Regions from separate parts of the Homo sapiens genome. Here region 1 is linked to region 2. Evidence: chromatin contacts called from ENCODE Hi-C or POLR2A ChIA-PET data. All regions are on one chromosome and are shown on one strand. Each heading gives the region's core, a stretch centred on a gene start or an enhancer-like site at or near the end of the contact. The rest is flanking DNA. Distances are from core to core; before and after follow the strand shown.

Evidence for each region. A loop is a pair of places that touch in the nucleus more often than their neighbours do. ChIA-PET counts read pairs that join two places held with the same protein, here RNA polymerase II (POLR2A). Pooled maps may share reads with other maps.
Region 1: a loop to region 2 is called in a pooled map, with 2.4 times the contacts of the local background. The contact joins two enhancer-like sites. A Hi-C loop is called at or near these places in 7 of 50 pooled maps. POLR2A ChIA-PET finds 5 or more read pairs at or near these places in 2 of 52 experiments (HEK293 and Panc1).

Annotation. Positions count from the first base shown.
Region 1 is chr5:10,418,389-10,425,337 of GRCh38, forward strand. MARCHF6 (membrane associated ring-CH-type finger 6) reads left to right here. Exons shown (of 26, transcript NM_005885.4): 23 at 5,347-5,436. Among named protein-coding and RNA genes, the nearest start is that of MIR10397, 19 kb to the left of the region's middle. RefSeq lists an enhancer at 2,444-3,643. Within about 2 kb of position 4,786, at least 3 of the 41 ENCODE cell types and tissues checked have a DNase peak (open chromatin) inside an H3K27ac peak, as active enhancers do.
Region 2 is chr5:10,623,457-10,629,729 of GRCh38, forward strand. All of the region lies in intron 2 of ANKRD33B (ankyrin repeat domain 33B), which reads left to right. Among named protein-coding and RNA genes, the nearest start is that of ANKRD33B, 63 kb to the left of the region's middle. RefSeq lists enhancers at 4,138-4,417, 4,438-4,487. Within about 2 kb of position 4,520, at least 27 of the 41 ENCODE cell types and tissues checked have a DNase peak (open chromatin) inside an H3K27ac peak, as active enhancers do.

The sequences.
Region 1 (6,949 bases), core at 3,536-6,035, 200 kb before region 2:
AAAAAAAAACCAAGAGCATCCTGAGGGAACCCATGTAAGTCACAGCAAAGGTCTTAAAGCTCATGGAAAAAGAAATGGAACTTTTCTATTGTATTTAGAGCCTGAGGTTTTTAACATCATAGAATTAAGATCTCAAGTTCTTAGTAGGTATTGGGGGAAAAGAGCTAGGTATTGACTTCAGTCATTCAAAGGCTTTTTAGCTTTGTTTTTATCTGTTAGTATATTGCAATGGATTTTTCAGAAAATGAAAATTATTTGGCCCGTATTTCCCTTTTTCTGCTTTCCAGATGGAGAACCTCCACAAACTTCATTTACCCGAAAATTTTTATTTAAGTGCTTTTAATGGTGTACCCACACCCTGGATTGTATCACCCAGATGAAAATGAGGCTAGTGCAGTAATTTTCCTGAGGAATTTACACACTCTGATGGGAAAGCTAGACAGGTACACAGGTGTTGTGTGGTGTGATTAGGGGAAGCACAAGGAACTGTGGCATTGTGTAGGAGAGACATTTAATCTAGCTTTGGGAGTTTCAGGTATGGTGTTCCATAAGAGATAGTATCTAAGCCAACCTAACTAGTAGAGAACAGAGAAGTGGGTAAGAAAGGAAGAAGTATATTCCAGGAGGGAGATGGGCAGACCTGGCTTGAGACAAGGCATGCATATGTGGGGAACTGCCTCCTTTCTAGTCTGGTTCATAGACTAGAATAGGTGAGAAATAAGTAATACAAAGAAGTACAGAACTGACTTGTGTTTTGATTTATGACTTTTTAACTTTTTGATGGTTGAAAGCGATACACATTCAGCAGAAACTGTACTTTGAGTACTTCTACAGCTATTCTGTTTTTCACTTTCAGTATAGTATTCAGTAAATTGCATGAGATAGTCACTACGTAATTATAAAATTACGTAGGCTTGTTAGGCCTCAGTTATACTACAAGGCAAAAAATAAAATAGGTTTTGTGTTAGAAGTTTTTGCCCAACTATAGGCTAATGTAAATGTTCCGAGCGCATTGTGATAGGCTGGGCTAAGCTATGATGTTCGGTAGGTTAGATGTATTAAATGCATTTTTGACTTACAGTGTTTTCAATTACAGATGGGTTTATCTGGACCTAACATCATTGTAAGTTGAGGAGGATCTAATTAAGCATATGTTATGCCTTTCTGTAAGAGCCGTATTCCAGAGTAGTCAAATAGTATCTGTAATTGAAGGAAAGAGCTACCTTTTTTTTTTTTTTTTACAGAAAAATGCCAGCAAATAAAGGTAGAGAGATTAACACGATTAGAAAAATACTATTTTGCAATACCTAACAAAATAATTGATTATAGCAAGGATTGTTAATGGATGTTGAACCCAACAGATGAAAGGTTGATCAGTCTTCAGTTGCTATTGCTGTGTAACAAGTTATCCCGCAACTTTGCAGCTTAAAACAACCATTTTAATTTTGTCCATAGAGTCTGTGGGTCAGATATTAAGACAGGGCATATCACTTTGCCTCTGCTTTGTGCTATCTGGGACTCAGCTGGGAAGATTCAATGGCTGGGAATGATTTGACAGTTATGGATGGAATCATTTGGCTGGAAACACACAACTAGTGGAGGGGTCAGGCTGATAATACCCTAACCCAGTCAGTGATCACTTAACAGTGTGAGAGTTGATGCTTGTTGTTGGTTGCTACCCATCTGGGGCTGTTGACTGGAGCTCCTATATGTGCCTGGGCTGCTTCATAGCTAAGTAACCTCAAGGTATTTGGGCTTCTTACGTTGTAGTTCAGGGAAATGAGTGACCCCACAAACAAGAAGCTGCATCATCTTTAATGACCCCATGTCAGAAGGCCTACAACATCACTTTTCAGTACATTTTACTGGGTATAAGCAAGTAACAAATGTTGGCTAAGATTCAAGGGAAGAGGACATAGACCCCCTACCACATGATGGGAAAATAATTTGCAGGTATGTTACATTGCAGTGTGAAAGTGGTTATTTGAATGGTGGCAAAGTGTCACCTTATGGATTACTTTATGGCTCAAAGGGAAACACACAACTAGTGGAGGGGTCAGGCTGACAATACCCTAACCCAGTCAGTGATCAAGCAAAGTACTGCTGCAAATGGGACAAACAGATACTATCTGCCTTTTAATGTTACGCAGCATGAGCCCTGGAAAAGGCCAGAGCATCCCGTGGCATCAAGGAGCCATCTTGGCACTGTTAGCCAGGCCTTAGTGTTCTCCTGTTGGACATAAACAATTTGACAGAACATCAACATCATACACTGTCACTCTGTGATCAAGATAGAGGAAGACAAAAGCAAGACCCTCTGCAATCATGTCTGAACACAGACAGAACAGGAGCATTATTCAAACCACAGAAATGACCAAACATTCCCCTTTACTGGCTAACATGATTGGTTACTGCCTCATTACCAATTACAGTTTTAGCTTCTGCCACTTTTTCTAGATAAGATTTATTTATTAAGATAACCATTCACAGATTACTCTGCTTTCTAATAGCATCTGATACAGACCAAATTCCTGCTTCTTAAATCCTCCCCCAAATCCCTAACATAAGCTGAAATCCTGTAATAACCCCTTTCTAGCACTCTTACTGAGGGGCCCCAAGTTCTCCATGATGTGTTACTCCCTTGCTGCAATGAGTAATAAATGCAACTTGTTCTAGTTATACTTGTATTTTTGGTGGTCTTTACAGTACTCAGCATTACTTCTGAAATCATCATCACCTTAGAGAATTCTTTGGTACTATCAAAGTTTAAAAATGCTTATATATTATGACTCAGCAGTTTGGCTTTTCAGAATCTACTGTGAGGCATGAGCAAGGCTGTTTCTGCAAATACATCATTTTTTATAGCAAAAAATGAGAAGTGATCTAGATGTCCACCAATAGAGAATGCCCAAATAAAATGTGGAATATCAATGCAGCAATTGAAAAAATGAAGTAGAGATATTTGTTTTGATATCGATAGCTCCCAGACGTGTTTCTGAGTTGGGGGAAAGCACAAGCTGTAGACAGATAATGTGCAGCGTGCTATCCTTAATGTTTTGCATTAAACCCCCAAGTTTTTGAAGGAACAGTTTGCTTTTTCTTAATTCATGACTTTAAGCTACTTGCCTTTCCTGCAGCAAGTGGCTGCAGCTCCGTGGGATAGTGGGCCAGTTGGAATTCTAGCAGAGCAGCTAGTGTGGTGTGTCCTGTCTGGCAGGAGAGGACTGCAAAGCAGTGGGTTTTTGGAGAACGCGAATCACAGTGATCTTGGACCTCCTTGGGTAAACATTAATCTCATTTGGGTGTCTGCTGGACTCCCAGAAGGCCAAGAGAAAGCTGAATTGGTGGGTTGTTGCATCTTCCCTGCCTGTGAGAAAAAGCAGGGAGGCTTTCTTCATGTTCCTCAGTAGGAGACTGTTGGAGGGCTATCCCAAAGGTCTGAAGACGTAAAAGATCCTTTTGAAGCCCTTTAGGATATTCTCAGCCAGGCCCAAGCCTCCTTGAGGCTGCAGAGGAAATTATAACAAGTGCTTTATATGCAGGAGGCTTAGCAGCCGCAGAAAGGAAGTTAAGGCAGAGCAGTCAGAACACATGCCAGTTTGACAGCACTGCTTGCAGAGCCATGAGCTTCCAGAGAGAAGAGGAAATACACGGACGCCGAGTGCAGTATGTTCACACGCACATACAAACAGCAGCTCTAAAGCAGAACGCAGTTGTTGTGGAGCTGTATGACATAGATTTCAGACAAATCTAGTAGTGAAAAAAGATGTGGACAGTCACCACTGGGCTTGGCTTGGAGGCTTGGAAGATGAATGCAAAGCACTGGGCAAAACGGAAGAGGAAATTGAGAAAGAGAAATGTTTTGGAGGAAACATCTAGGAGACTTAGCGTACTGATAACGGGGGTTCCAGAAGGAACAAATGTGAGGCAGCATTGATACAAAAACAGGAGAAAATTTAACTGAATTGAAGAAAGATCTGATTCTGTAGTTTGAAGGGGCTCATGAGATTTGGTAAGATTGAGATCCAAGATAAAAACACGTAATTGGGTATATCTTATTAGACACGGGGAAATCAAAACAAGCTTCAAAAAACTGCATTGTCATTGGACTTTTTTTCTGTAGCACTGAAAACCATAAGATCAGAGAATTTATAGACGACTGGGTAAAAGGGACAAAAGCCAAGCTTCCTCTACCCAGACAAAAAATCATTTAGCTGTTCACCTATCAGGGTGAAGATTGATATTTGAGGGTATTCAAGAATTCAGTGTATGTATCAACCTCTCACCCCATTTGAAGAAGATCCTTAGAATAACCAATCAAACCAGTAAAGAAATGGGAACATTGGCCTCAAGATGGTAGACAGTGAAGAGGAGAATTAACAATCTGAGCAAAGTCCATATGAAAATGATACTACATACTTTCTATGGGATATAGATGTATAGATGCAGCTGAATGCATGGGGAAAAACATGGATGGTATGTACCAAAAGCTAATAGTGGTTATTGCTGGGGAGGGATCAGGATTTAAGGTAGTGATCACAGAGGACTCCCGTCTTTTCTGTAAAGATTTTGGTTTTATGTAAGAATCAGTCTAAATGTTACATGTGGTTTCTTTTTTTTTTTTTAATACCGTTTTTTGTTGTTGTTGTTTTAAATAAGCTAGATAGAGACCAGGTTATAAAGGGTTTTGTGTGCCTTGCTAAGGACTTCAGGGTTGTTAAGCAGGGAAGTTACGTTCATGATCTGATTTGCATTTAAAGAGATACTTGGTGGTGGTGGGGAAGGGGGCTGTGGGGAGGGAGGAAGTAGTCATCACTCTGTCTGGTGGAGAGCTGGAGGGTGGGCAGGCCAAGAGTCCGTTGCACCATGAGGAGGAACCTAGTAACAGTTCCCCAGTAGAACCACAAATGCTTCAAGCTAGAAGCTATCTGTGAGCCTTTAGAATGGTTTCTTAGGCCAAACTTTGCTCCACAGTCTTAATTTGACATAAATCAGCTCACTTGAAACCAATGAAATAGCCTAAAGATAGTTTGAAATAAAATCTTGGCATTTATTTTATTTGCTTTTTGAGATATCCATTAATGACCAGACTTTCTCTAACTCTTGGGAAAACAATATAGATTTTTAAAAGATAGAAGAACAATTTTTGATGGAAACATTGAATTTGAGCTGTTGAAGAAAAAAAATTCTCTGGGTTTTCAGTACGTTAGTCTTTTGTAAAATTGTTGCCAATCCTATAGAACTTCTATTTTGATGTGAAATAATGTAAGAAAATTATACAGCCTCTCTGCTGTGTTTATTGTTAAAAAACAACAGAAATATGTTAAATGGTTTTTAATTCCCTAGGACTGGGCACTTGGAGTCCTGCATGCCAAAATCATTGCAGCTATAACATTGATGGGTCCTCAGTGGTGGTTGAAAACTGTAATTGAACAGGTAAGCAAAATCAGTTTTCAGAGAAAGACATTCTGGAATTGGTTGTGTTTATGTTTGGCAGCTATAACTCTTATTTCTTATCTTCCTACCTTGCTGAGTTTTCTACATTTTTTTTGATGGGCATATATAACCTTTTTTTTTTTTTTTAAAGACAGCAGTTTAGTTTTACCACTGTAGGGGAGGAAAATAATTTGTTCTCAACCCTTGTTTTTTTTAGTTAAAATGGAACCCTTTAATAAAAGACAACAGAAAAACAAAAGTTTATTAAAGTACATATTTCATATATACATGGAGATACCCAGGGAATGAGTAATTTCAAAGAGGTGGCTTTGAATTCCAACGAATCTTCAACAAAGAATAATAAATTTTTAGAGAAGTGACAAGATGAAGGAAAAGGACTTTGAGTCTCTAGGGGTGGCAAGTGAGGGGAAGCAAAAAATTGGCAGATGCGGCTCCTTAGTAAAGCTTGGCAGTGTTGATTCCTCTGGTGCCATCTAGAGGCCCAGAAAGGCCCAAAGCTCTCTTCAGTGGGTAATCTTTGTCCTTCATGGTGTAGGGAAGTGGGGTGGGCTACCTTTTGTCTTTATACATTTATATTCTGCTTCTAGGCAATAGAGGGAGGACGGAAAGTTTTCCTGCATCTATTCTTTCTCAGTTGCATTCAACTCAAAACAATCCTTATGCCTAAGAGGCATATTTTTAGGGTGGCATATTGTGGTTTTCTATACTCCCATGAATTTTCATCAACCACGTTTAAGCCATCCTTTATCTGAAGGTTAACCAGTAGCTTACGGTATCTAGAACCCTGTTCATAGTGGAGACAAAAATGAAAATACGTGCTTTTTTTCTGGTGAAGGTTGATATTAATGTTTCTAAGCCTGTAGTAGATTTGGAGTGGGGGAAAGGTTATTGCTCGAGGTAATAAAAGAAGACAGAGGAAAAAACATTACAAAAGGAGAGCTGTTTTGGCTTCATCTAGCTACATAGTACCTAAGACTATTATTGTATTACAGAACTGCCAGATAATTTGATTGTTGTGGGAATACCTTGGAAAAGGTAGACTGTGCTTTAGCACTCCGATAATAAGACTAGAAAGTATGGTAATTCATTTAAGGAAAATTTCTATCCAAAATGGCCAACATAACAGATTTTGCTGCTACTTTACGCTTTAGCTATATGGCAAATGTACTTGTGGGGACCCCTCTTATCCTTAGGCCAGTGCCACATAAGTAAGACATAACAGTTCTGCAGCAGTAAAGTACACCTCTTTTTGCTGTATGAGAAGTAAAGACAGTAGTTAGCCAAGCATGCTCAAGAAAATCTGTTCAAAAAGTGCCTGTATTTCAAGATTTTGATTCTTAGGAGTAGGGGGGTTAGGGAGCCAGCAAATTGCAGTGTGTTTGTGTGTGTCTCTAAAGTATGGGCTAATTCTGAAGTCCACCAGGAGTGTGATGGATTGGGGGCTTCTGGCTTCATATCCCTTCAGGATCAGAGTGCAGGCCAGTACACTCTA
Region 2 (6,273 bases), core at 3,270-5,769:
GGAAATAAGCAGCTCTCTGGGGCCTCTTTTGTGAGGGCACTAATCCCACCACGAGGACCCCTCCGTCAGGACCTAATCACCTCCGAAAGCCACCTGCTGTAGTGTCATCCTGGAGGCAGGATTTTCGCACAGGAATTTCGGAGGACAGAAACATTCAGACTGTGGCAGGTGGGAAGCTGGATAGGAGGGAAGATTCCTGTGTTCTCAGCTCTCTTGGGAGCTGGCCCACCCAGGGGTAGCCGTGCTGCCAGACAGAGCTGGAGTCCAAGTCAGGTAGCAGGATCGGGTGGCCGGGGTATGTACCAGGGTCTGGGCTATCCTGAGGGCAGCATCACAGCTGGAAACCTGCCTGGGTGGACAGGAGGAGGCGGGCAGAGGCCTCAGCCATTATCCTGCTTCCTCCACTTGGCCTGGCTGATGTTCTTGGAGGCTGATTTTAAAATACAATACACAGTGTTTGGGGGGAAAATGACCCCACATGAGCAAGGAAATTAGAGGTGAATACCTCTTCCACCTCACTGTCAGCCCTCTCTTCAGTCTGCTCTCTGGAGATAACTGTTGTTAATGATTTGATGCCTAGATGGGTTTACTCTGCCTTTTCAATTTAAATAAAATCATTATTATAATGTATTTTTTCTTTACTTCTTGTTTTCTTTCGTTCTTTCTTTCTTTTCTTTTTTTTTTTTTTTTTGAGTCTGAGTCTTGCTCTATCGCCCAGGCTGGGGTGCAGTGGCACAATCTCAGCTCTCTACAACCTCTGCTTCCCAGGTTCAAGCGATTCTCTTGCCTCAGCCTCCCGAGTAGCTGAGATTATAGGCGCCAGTCACCGTGCCCAGCTACTTCTTGTATTTTCAGCAGAGGCGGGGTTTCACCATGTAGGCCAGACTGGTTTTGAACTCCTGACCTCAAGTGATCCGCCCACCTTGGCCTCCCAAAGTGCTGGAATTACAGGCGTGAGCCGCCGGGCCTGGCCTTTTTTTTCTTTTTTACTGGCTTTTGTTATCTTCCCCTACTTACTGATTTGCTTGAGCTCTCTGTGGCCGCCACTGTGTGCACCCACCCTCTGGCCTGGGCTCTGATCCCTGGACACCCAACCTAGGCTGCTGCCTGAGGCTTTGGGACTGAATTGTTGAGGTTGCATACGGAGGCAGAGGGGAGAGGGACTTTACACCATTTAAACAAACACAGATTAAAAAGCTTCCTTGTGTGTGTCTTAATTGCCTCAATGTGCCGAAGAGATTTTCCCTAATTTCTTTCTGAACCTCCAGGGGCTGCCCCTGTCCCCATGGGCATAGTTTCCTTAGACACTGGCTCCCAATCTTGCGCCTCCGGCGTCAGCATCACCTGGGCTGGCTCATGTGAGCATTAACACAGATCTGGTGGAAACACAGACTGCCAGGCCCTGCCCCTGGAGTCTTTCTTTGAATAGGCCTGGGGTGGGGCCCAAGAATGAGCAGATCAACAGGTTTCCTGGTGAGGCTGATGCCACTGGCCCAGGGACCCCACATTGAGGATGGAGAGCTTTGAAGATTTTATGCCTGATGACGGCAAAGGACCCCTCTCAGTGGGCACTGAAGACCAGCAGAGTCACAGACCCCACGAGAGATGTTGTCAGACAGACACAGAGGCATCACGGAATTAAAGTGAAAATGAGGAAGGCAGGTGAGCATGTGTTCATGACTTTCCTGTGCTGTTTTGCCAAAGAGGCTGTTTAGGCCCAATCAGGTGATGTCCCATTTTAATCAATTTCATAACCAGTTTTATTTCTTTGATGATTTGTTAATTTCAAAAGCTGTCCATGCATATTTGCTTACAGCCAAAAATGACTACAAAAGTATTATCAGGGAGGAAGAAAAAGATCCCTTCTCTGTCTTCCAAATATTCCAGCTCCCTTATCAGCACTCAGGAGTCACCTCTTCAGACCTCATTCAGTCCTTTCCAAACACACACGTATGTATGTGCGCTTTGTATTCACATGACTGGGCTAGTGCTGTTGAGACTGTGTTTTTAGTGGTTTTGTTCACATGGTTATTAATCTAGAAGCTCCTGCTGTGTCGGTGTCCCTGAGCCCTGCCAGGCGCTCGTAGCCCTGCCTTCCTGCACGGGGATGTGTGGCTCATGCCCGGTTCCCCACCAAGACTTCAAATTTGAGAGGCTGCGTTATGACTGGCCTTCACTCACTGTGGTGGACCCGGCTCTTAGGCCAGTCCTTGAACATGAAGTACTTGCTTCTTAAATATTTGTTGGAAAAGAGGATATTGTGTAAAATGCATGAACCGTGGTATACTTAACTGTCCCAGTTACTGGACAGGTGGGCTTTTGAGTTAATCAACGGCAGCAAGGCTGTAGTGAAGTCTTTGGATCTGGGGTGCATCTCTGAGGACAGCGTGTTAGGATCCTGGCAGCTTGAAGCATGTTGAGTGACAGGTGGTCTCAGAGGGCTGAACAGAGGAGTTGATGAGGGCCTGTCAATTACGGGGGGAAGGGTAGAGTTAAGGGAACCAACATTGAAAGGATTAAGGGGAGGGACTCTGCAGAGAGTGACCCAGGCCAAGAAGCTGGAACCCGAGAGGCAGCCTCGGCCTAGAACCCGAGTGACACAGGCCAAGAAGCTGGAACCCGAGAGGCAGCCTCGGCCTAGAACCGCAGCCAGGGGCCGGAGTGGGAGGCAGGGCCAGATGTCCCGCTCCTTCCACCCTGGTCCCCTGCTGAGCCAACCCAGAAACCTCATTGGGGCGGAAACTGGGCAGGTGCTGTTGGTGCAGGTCAGCTTCCTAGGCCGAAAGCAGGGCAAGGAAGAGGAGAAGCAATGTGCAGACACACTCTTAGAACAGAATTGCTTCAGCAAGGGCTGTGCCTGTTTTAAGTGTATGCAGCTGCCAAGTGGTCTTTAGAAAGCTGTGGCGATTTCTCCTTTCCCCTGAGTGTCCAAGAGTGTTCTTGCAAGCCCTGGCTGAGATCAGTCTTTTCAGTATTTCCCTACTCAAATGAACCAAAACTCTGGTTTTCAGTTGTATTTCCCCAGCTCTCTTTTGAGCCTAGTACCTGTTAGGATGCTTTTGGCTTCAACCACAAGGACACTGCCTTCTCTTGCAACACAAGACATCTGCGGGCGATGTTGCAGGGTTGCTTCACTGAGTAGCTGGGTGATGCTGGGACCTAGAGCCACTTCTCAGAAATACATTCGCCTTTTCCTTCATGGTCCCAAGGTGGCCCCAGCTGCTAGAAGTGCCACGGCTTCACGTTGCAACACTCAGGGACATCAAGGAAGAGGAGCAAATCCCTGTCGGCGTTTCCCTTTATAAGACAGGAAAACATTTCCAGAAGGCTCCAGCAGAGTATCGTTGCCATCTCACCAACCAGGGTTGCGTCACAAGCCCGTGCCAAACCAGTGATGGAGGATGGCTTGTGTAGACAGCAGTCGCACTAAGCAGAATCAGCATTGTGAAGCGCAATCTTAAAGCAACCATATGTTTATATTATTTGCTATGGCAACTGGGTTGGTTGTCTGAGAGTTGGAAGCTCTGGGTTTCTGGAGGACACAGCATTTATGAGTACGAATTCGGATGCAAATGCCTTCATCTGCCTTTTGAGTGTTCTCTAAAAAGTCTAATTTCCTCGGCTATTTAATGCACAATAAAAATACAGCCAAATCTGTACTAGGTCTGTAAATGGAGAGAACGTTTGAAAATAAATCCCCATGTAATCCCTAAGTCTCATTTAGCCAGTCATTTCAACTTTCACCACCGCTCCACTAACAAAAATAAAATAAGATAACCAAAGAAAGGAACAAGAAGTCCCATGGATAGAGTTGTGTGTTTATTTCTGTTTCCTTGTTGTGCTTTAACAGAATAGCATGGACGTGGTAAAGTGAGGAAACGCCAGGGGTCTCTTTGAGCTGGTGATGGGATACAGCACGTGAAGCTTGTTTTGGGTATAAGGAACCTCTGATGTGTGCTTGCAACTTGTTATTTCTTGCATTTAATTGTAAAATTCTGAGGCTACGTGCTGAGAGCCAGCCTGGCAGGATGCTGCCCGGGGACGGGGACAGAACGGGAGGGATTCTCAGGGGCAGCTGTGGGTTTGGGCTGCGGGGGAGCCCTGGTTCCTGAGCTGAATCGGGGAGAGTCCCAGTTCAGAGGAGAATTTATGACTTGGTCAGAACCCAGGAACAATGCCTCTTCATGTTATTTATCTTATTTTATTAGCAGTGCACACGATCACGATCTTAGTGTGATCTCATTGTGATGTTCATGTTGTTTTGAAGTGCTTCCTTTTTTCTCAGTTTATACCGTTTCAAATAAGAGAGTAGAACTTGGTGAGTCTCGGTTTCCCAGCGTTGCCTTATCTTTTCCTGTGAGCTTTTCTGAGCTCTTCTGATTGGCCATGGCAGCGCCACACCCCTGCCCGCTGGCCAGCCAGGAGGGCTCCTCAGCCAGCTTGGGGCTTGCCTGGCTCCTCCTTCAGACCCCTGCCTGCCCTGCAAAGAGCAGGGATGCTGCCCTCCCCTACTAACCCTGCCCCTCCATCTGCATGGTAAATGCCTTATGCTAAGAATTCCTGGAGTCTGTTCATGCCGCGTGGCTGGTATGATGTCATATTTCCAAAGCCGACAGCTCCCTCTACTGGCCTGGTCTGGAGAACTGCAGTTTGAGTGCCTTGAGTCAGTCAATCTTAGACAACCCAATTCTGTAACATTTTCCAATTTTTAGAGCAGTTTGTGTTTATTGCCTGTTTTTTTTAGATGGAGTTTTGCTCTTGTTGCCCAGGCTGGAGTGCAATGATGTGATCTTGGCTCACTGCAATCTCCGCCTCCCGGGTTCAAGTGATTCTCCTGCCTCAGCCTCCTGAGTAGCTGGGATTACAGGTGCCTGCCACTACGCCCAGCCAATTTTTTGTATTTTTAGTAGAGACGGGGTTTCACCATGTTGGCCAGGCTGGTATCGAACTCCTGATCTCAGGTCATCCACCCACTTCGGCCTCCCAAAGTGCTGGGATTACAGGCGTGAACCATTGCGCTCGGCCAGCCCAGCTAATTTTTATTTTTTGAGATGGGATCTTGCCATGTTGCCCAGGCTTGTATCTAACTCCTAAGCTCAAGTGATCCTCTAGCCTCAGCCTCCCTGGCCTCTTCGGGCCTTGGCCTCTCTGCTGGGATTACAGGCACGAGCCACCTTGCCCACCCTGATACTTTCAATAAATAAACTTTTCCCAAAGGAGTGGTAGGAATGTTTCAGCCTTTTCATCTAATGCATATTTATTGAGCACCCCAGAGCATGCAGTCAGTTGGAAGTTTTAAGCATGTGAGCTGGGTAACGAGGGCTGTGGCGGCTGTGGGAACCCATATATGCATGGGAACGTGGACGATGAGACACCGTGGGTCAAGGGGCACCAGGGAAGACCTGGAGTTGGAAGGGATGGCTCATCAGGTCACCAAGTAAAAAGAGGAGGCAGAATATTCCAGGTAGAGGGACTCCTTGTGCAGAGGCCACTAGATTAGAGGAAGTGTGGCTCATGAGTGAATTACACGGAATGCTGGCTGTTTGACCATAAAGTGGATTGGGAGGGCATTGGCGGTGAGAGCTGAGGGTGAAGAGGTAAAAACCAGCTCATTGAAGAGTTGAGACCTCATCTAAAGAGCAGAGCCCATGGAGAGTTTCGGATGAGTAGTGGGGATGGTCAGAGGCCCCTGTTGGTGTCACCGTGCTGCTGGTGTGGAGAATGAATGGGGGCAGAAGTGGGACAAAGGAGGCTAGTCAGGACAGGAGCTGTGGCCCCATGGGGACGTGGTAGCCCAGGTCAGGGATGGAGAAACAAAGACAGTTTTAGGAAATTTAAACTTTTTTTTGTAGAGATGAGGTCTTGCCATGCTGCCTATGCTGGTCTCAAATTCCCGTGCTCAAGTGATGTCAGAGGTGCAGTTGGCAGAATGTGGTGATTGCTTGGGTGAGGGAGGATGTGGAGGGCTTGAGACTGAGTCCAGCCGTCTGGCTTGGGTGATGGGGTGACTGGTGGTGTTCATCACTGAATAAGGGATGTGGGAGAGGAGTAGCTTCGGAGGAAAGATGTTTTGGGTTTGATGCATTGAGTTTGTAGGATACCCATGATGAAATACTCAGTAGACAGATACTCAGGTAAAAAACTGAAGAAAAGAGATAGAACTGGAAAGAGTTGATGTGGAAGCTTTAGAGCTGAAACTTGGATCCACAGGAGTGTATAGGATCACCAAAGGAGAGTGTATGAGATAAGGAGGGGGCTTAGCAGGCAGCTGAG